2 separate regions of the Mus musculus genome follow, and region 1 is linked to region 2. A link is a contact called in ENCODE Hi-C or POLR2A ChIA-PET data. All regions are on one chromosome and are shown on one strand. The core of a region is the stretch at or near the end of the contact, and the rest is flanking DNA. Distances in the headings are between cores, read along the strand shown.

Region 1 (2,770 bases), core at 190-2,689, 130 kb before region 2:
AACACGGCAAGTTCTGAATGTGGAGACATGGCTGTTGTCTCTTTACACAAAGAAACAAAACAGTCCACTGTCACCTTAATCCTCGGCTGTTTGGGAGAGTCACATTTAGTTTGATGTGAATAGGAAGTGAAAGGCTACATGGCAATGAAGCAGGAAACATTGTTAGGGCACACAAAGGAAATAACATTAATTGGACTATACATGTATCTTTAAAGCCCAGTCAACTAAAATAAAAGGGAAATGAAAGAAGGGAACTCTATAGACAGCTGGTACATAAATGGCTAATGGCTTAACAACTTAAAGAGGGTGTGTGAATACAACTACCACCATGTAGGGCCTTATAGTCTTAAGTACAAAGTGTGAATTTGTAGTCTTTAAAAACAATAAATGTGAAAACAGTCTACTTCCTTAGTAACTGAGATTTTAAAAAATGCGTTAAAAATCCAATGCAAATAAAGTATAATTTTATACCTACTTATAGAAACGATCTATTTAAAATAATTCATAGGTCAAGGAGAGAAGGCAAAAGAAAATCAGAAGATATGTCAGTTGAGTTATAAAAGTACCACAGATTGAAATTACAGCAGAATTTCGGAGACAAATTTTTAATGTTGAGTACGTGTTTTAAAAGAAAAAAGAAATACAGCTTCAAGTCAGTGAACTAAGTGTCTTGAAAACAGCATTCAAGCCAAGTAACAAGGAAGGGACATGGCAAGAGAACGGGAAATTGAAGAGTATTATACTCCCAAACTTGTATAGTCCCAGATGGAAAGGCCCTTCTCCAAAGTACTTGGCACCAGGCACACTTTGGCTTTTGCTGACCCAGGAATGTTTGTCTAAACATGAGATACATTTGTTTCATGCATATATCTTGCACATGGCCTGGAGTAATTTTACACACTTGCCTAGGTTTTAACACAGGCCTATCATTCAATCCTAAAATCAAATTTGGGGTTTTCTACTTGAGATGCTGTATTGTTACTTAAAAGAGTACATATTTTAGAGTTTCTTAGTTGGAGTGTCACTCTAGATCCCCACCCCCACCCCCACCCCCCATTAATGAGCTACGGTTACAAATTCAGCAAAGCTCTTATGCATTATTACAGTGAAAGGGAAAATAGGTGTGAGTTAACGGCCTGAATGTAATCCAGAAGAGAGGAGTCAGGTGTATGTATATATAGAATTATACACACACACACACACACACTACTTGAACCTACTGACAAAAATGTATGATAGTTTACCCAAAGCTTTACTGACCAGGGAAGCTCACCCAAGTCTTAGGGTAGACCCCAATTTCCATGCATTGTTGGCCATATAGGCCCATCGTTTATGTGGCTGGCCTTAGTCCCTAGCATGGCCCCAGAGGCAGCATGAGTCACATTCTTAACATAGACTTTGTGGTCTGGCCTAGGGCCCCAGTTAAGCACGTATTATCAGTCTGGCCATTCTTATGACTCAGAGGCCACTGCTCTCCAGTGGGTAGCCCAGCACAGCAACATGCATCTTTAACTTACTAAAAAGCCATGTTACTTGATCCCTTCACCACAGTCAGGCTGACATAAGAGTTTTCTCCGTGCCCTATCTGAAATGTTCATGTTGTGGATAATCATTCTCTGCATAGTTAAATCCCTAAGACAACCTTTTGCTGTGCTTTGTATTTTCAGATTTTATTTTAATCATCTGTATATTTGCACTATAAATTTTCCCCTGAACATGTATTCTTTTCTGGAACTAGATGAACTCAAGCTATAATATGAACCCTAGAAACTCTTGGTCCTGCCTACATTATTGAACGAACAGCTCACTAGTAGCAGTAATTTCTCACTATCCTTTGTCTTGTGGCTCTCATTTATGTAAAAATGTCAACCATTTTTGTTTTGATTTTTTTTTCTGTTTTTTAGCAGTTTTCTCGTGATGTGTCTGATTTATATATTCTTGACTCTATAGTTTGGTATCTTCTCAGCAATCAGAAGGAATTCTTGGTGATTTTCACTTCAAACACTTGTCTTAGCTTGTCCTCTCTCTTCTCCTCTCCCAGGAGAAGACTTACACTCATAGTTTTGTCATGTTGTACATGTTTGTACTTTAGGGAGGAGTGTTCCTATAGGACCAAAAGCTACAAGAAAGCTTGTGTCTCATGAAGGAAGGTCAAGAGGATGGTGTACCCACTTCATGACTTTATTTCCTCTTCTTGGTGCCTGCTCGCTTGCTATCATAATTTTCTAATTTGGTGTTCTGAATCAATGGTTTGAGGGCTGTTTAAAGTATATGAAACCTCTGTCCTCTGGAGATCAGCTTTAGAACTGGCTGTGTGCACCAGGTTCTCAATGCTTATTCTTGTCACTTTGAATCACTTGCTTCCTTCCTTTGTGTTTCTGTGCCATTATCTGTAAAGTGGGGCTGATGATAGTGTATCGATCATTAAAATAGGTAGTAACTATTTGACTCATACAGAACTCAGGAAAGGCAATTATTCTTGACCTTGGTATTATGAACTGTGTTGTTGCCCTGTTTGTTTCCCTCTCCCTTCAGCTCCCCTCTCTCCCAAGATAGAAGTTCTGAGGCAGAACTGAACAGATGTGCACCATCTTCAGCCTGTTACACTCCTGGGGGGTGGGGTGGGGGACCTTTGACAGAGTACTTGGCTCTTGTGTATCAGCACTGCCCTCCCAGCTGTGGGGTTTGCTGTGGGCTGGGGCTGGGGGAGCCCTCGGGTGCTGGTACTGACCCTAGTCTTTCCTCTTCAGTACGGAATGCTCCTGTACCA
Region 2 (2,983 bases), core at 269-2,768:
AAGCATTGTCTGAGATTATGGTTATAAACTCATAAATACATAAACAAGAAGAAGCTCTCCCACCAAGGACCAGTTCTGTCTGCTTAGGTGGCAATTTCTTTCTTGCAGGTCCAATAACTTCTGACCATGAAAATAGAGTCTATCAAAAGCAGTTTGTGTTCTCGGTCAGCAAGTTTACTACTTGCATAGCTTAAGCCTTAAACTCTTCCACAGTAGACACTGGGTTGTGAGCCTAACAAAGCCAATTTAAAAAAGACGGACGCCAGAGAATAATGTTGCTTTTTGCAGGATTCCTGGTCTTATAAAAAAATAATTAAAACAAAACAAAACCCAGACTCAGTAGGAAACCGAAAGGCAATTTTGAATTTAGGGGAAAAATAAGACAAGCTAGACATGTTGGCAGCCTCTGGAGGAGGCAGACGGATAAGGGGAAAAGAGACCATGCTTTTGGAGTTAAAGGTCAGAAAGGCAGGCAGGCTCAACAATGCAGGCCTGGGAATGGCTGCATGGGTAAGGAAGGTCTTCAGCCTGATTAAAAATGCCCAGAGCCGTAGAGCAAGCAGGGTTAGGAGTGTTGGTCAGTATTTGAAGGAGATAGGATGAATAAAAGAAAAGTACAGTTTTCCCAGTGAAAACAGGCAGGCTTAGCGATGAGGGTTGTAGACAAAGAAACCAAAAAAAAAAAAAAAAAAACCACCCAACAACCCAGCACAGCCCCCCTCCTCTCCCCTCTCTGACAATCAGCTCCCGACTGCTTGGAGCCTGACCCAATGGCTTGTTATGCCTATACAAACAATTAAGAACCTAACCCTTGGTGACCTCTCCCCAAATTGCAAGCCGTCTTGGTTGGTAATAGAGAGGTGGGGGTGGGGTGAGGTGGGGCCCAAAGCTATGAGGGGAAAGTTCCCTCGGTGACTCCAGGACTGTCCATGTTTTAGCTACCTACGATTAGTTTTTTTAAAAAAAAAAAAAAAAAAAAGCTCTTCAGTTCTTACTGGACCCCTGCCAGCTACTACTTCGGTAATCTCGGTATTCCGTCTAATGCTGGCTGTAGCCTTTGCTAAACCTTCCTGTATTCGAGTCTCACTATTTGATAGCTGCTGCTGAACTGGTTAAGGCCGGAGGGCGCCGGGGCGGGCAGGCTCTGGAGTGGCGGCCCGGAGGCTACACCTCCCCTTCCCCCTCCCGGGCCGCTTTCGCCCTCCCAGGGGACTCGTGCTCTCTACACTCCTGAGCTTTCTTTCCTCTCTCACTGCCTCTGCCTAGGTGCCTTTGCAGCACCTAGCTCGGCAAAAAGAACATATTAAGGCTGCAGTGAACGGGAAGCCAAGGGTTTGCTTAGATTTATCGCCACCGCGCGGGCTAAATCTCCCTCATAGAGCGCGGGCCGGAAACCCAAATTCCCGCGTTAAGGCCTGGGCGGTGACCTCAGGCCTTCCGAGACTCCGCCCTCACGCTGCGTGCAGCGCGCGCTCAGCCGCCCTTACTCTACACGCATGCGCAACGCGGGCCGAGCCGTCACTTCGCGCAGGCGCACTTCGAAAGGCGCGCTTTTCGGTGGCTGCGGTCCCGGCAGGGAGCACAGGTGGGCCCCGGTAGGCTGCTGTTCGCCGCTAAGCCGGCGGGCGGAGGCTGTGGTTGCCATGCCGGGTGTACTTTGGTTTTGTTTTCTTCTGTCCGTTCTTGGCCTCGGGTTGTCGGAGAGGGTGGCCTTGGGAAGCCCGCGGCCAGACGGCGGCTGGGGCTGAGGGACGCCGTTGGGCGTGACGGTTTGGGGTCAGTCAGCCACAGCTACCCCCCGCTAGGACTGCTGGGAATGCTGTAGCTGGTTTGCCACCTAAATGTACTCATTTTGAGTTTCGTGCTTTCGGCAATACTAACACAGGTGAATTTTCTCCGAAAATCAGAAATGCTCCAGCATCTGAACTTGACGCCTAAAATAACATCCTCATCATGAAACTTTTTTTTTTTTTTTAAATTCATTCCTGCTCAGAAAATAGTATCTACAGTTAACCGTCTGGTTATGTAGCTAATGTATATTTTAAGTATACGTGAGTTGTATTTAGAATGGAGTCCCCTACCTGATGTATGTGTCAATACCTAGAAATCAGACACACTCCTGACCCCGAGCAGTTGGACTAAAGATACTTTTCAGTTGTGATAACTGGTTCCAGGCCATACGCAGTCGCTACGGCCTGAGGGGGGAACCTTCCAAAGGGAAGAAATAATAATTCATAATCTATCATATTTCTAAGTTCTGGGGACCCTATAATGCAACAACCTGTCAGCTAAATAATGGTGCACGCTGTTTCTCCCCAGGTGACGACATAGCTTAAGAGATATTCTCAGAGTCACTGCTGAAAGAACAGATTATGTATTCAGAATTCAGGGCCTGGGAAATGGCTTAGTGGGTCAAAGCTGCCGAACCTGAGGACCTGAATCCCTAAGAACTGTCCTGGTAAAAAGAGAAAATTCAGTTCCTGCAAGTTGCTCTCAGACTTCCCCAATTTATTACAATTAATTAAAACTTTTATGTCCAGTGTCTAAAGCTAGGTCTTACAGCTTCAGATCCTGTGTTCTAAATTCCTATGCTACTTTGCCACTAGTAAACTAGAGTTCTGTAAAGTTCAAAAATGATGTCTGGAATATAGTAGGCCCTCCAGTTTTTAATCATTTTAGTGGATACCATGAACTACGTACTAAAGAAAATCTAAATACAATGAGAAGTAGTTCTTGTTTGCAGAAGCTTCCTGTCTAGTTTGAATGACCAAAACATTCTTAATCAGAAAATTAACAAAGTAAAGAAAATTGAAATGTAACTCGGTTGCCCATACTTTATAGATTTCTATCAAGCACAAAGGTTAAAATGACTTAGAAGTGTTAGATAATACGGTCAGTACTTGTGTCATTGAGCAACAGACTGTTTTGGGTTGTATGTAGTTGTGGGATATGACTGACTGGAAAGGAAGGAAAACTTGGTCGA

The links. Hi-C counts contacts between places; a loop is a spot of excess contacts on that map. ChIA-PET counts read pairs that join two places held with the same protein, here RNA polymerase II (POLR2A).
Region 1: a map of mouse trophoblast stem cell shows a loop between it and region 2 (2.6-fold over the local background). The contact joins the enhancer-like site here to the promoter of Fignl1 in region 2. A Hi-C loop is called at or near these places in 1 of 37 maps with a recorded cell type or tissue (mouse trophoblast stem cell). POLR2A ChIA-PET finds 5 or more read pairs at or near these places in 5 of 5 experiments (Patski and embryonic stem cell).

What each region holds. Positions count from the first base shown.
Region 1 is chr11:11,938,465-11,941,234 of GRCm38, reverse strand. It overlaps Grb10 (growth factor receptor bound protein 10), which reads left to right. Exons shown (of 17, transcript NM_010345.4): 12 at 2,751-2,770. Among named protein-coding and RNA genes, the nearest start is that of Ddc, 42 kb to the right of the region's middle. Within about 2 kb of position 1,439, at least 1 of the 3 ENCODE cell types and tissues checked has a DNase peak (open chromatin) inside an H3K27ac peak, as active enhancers do.
Region 2 is chr11:11,807,497-11,810,479 of GRCm38, reverse strand. Fignl1 (fidgetin-like 1) reads left to right here and starts at 1,518. Exons shown (of 3, transcript NM_021891.3): 1 at 1,518-1,585.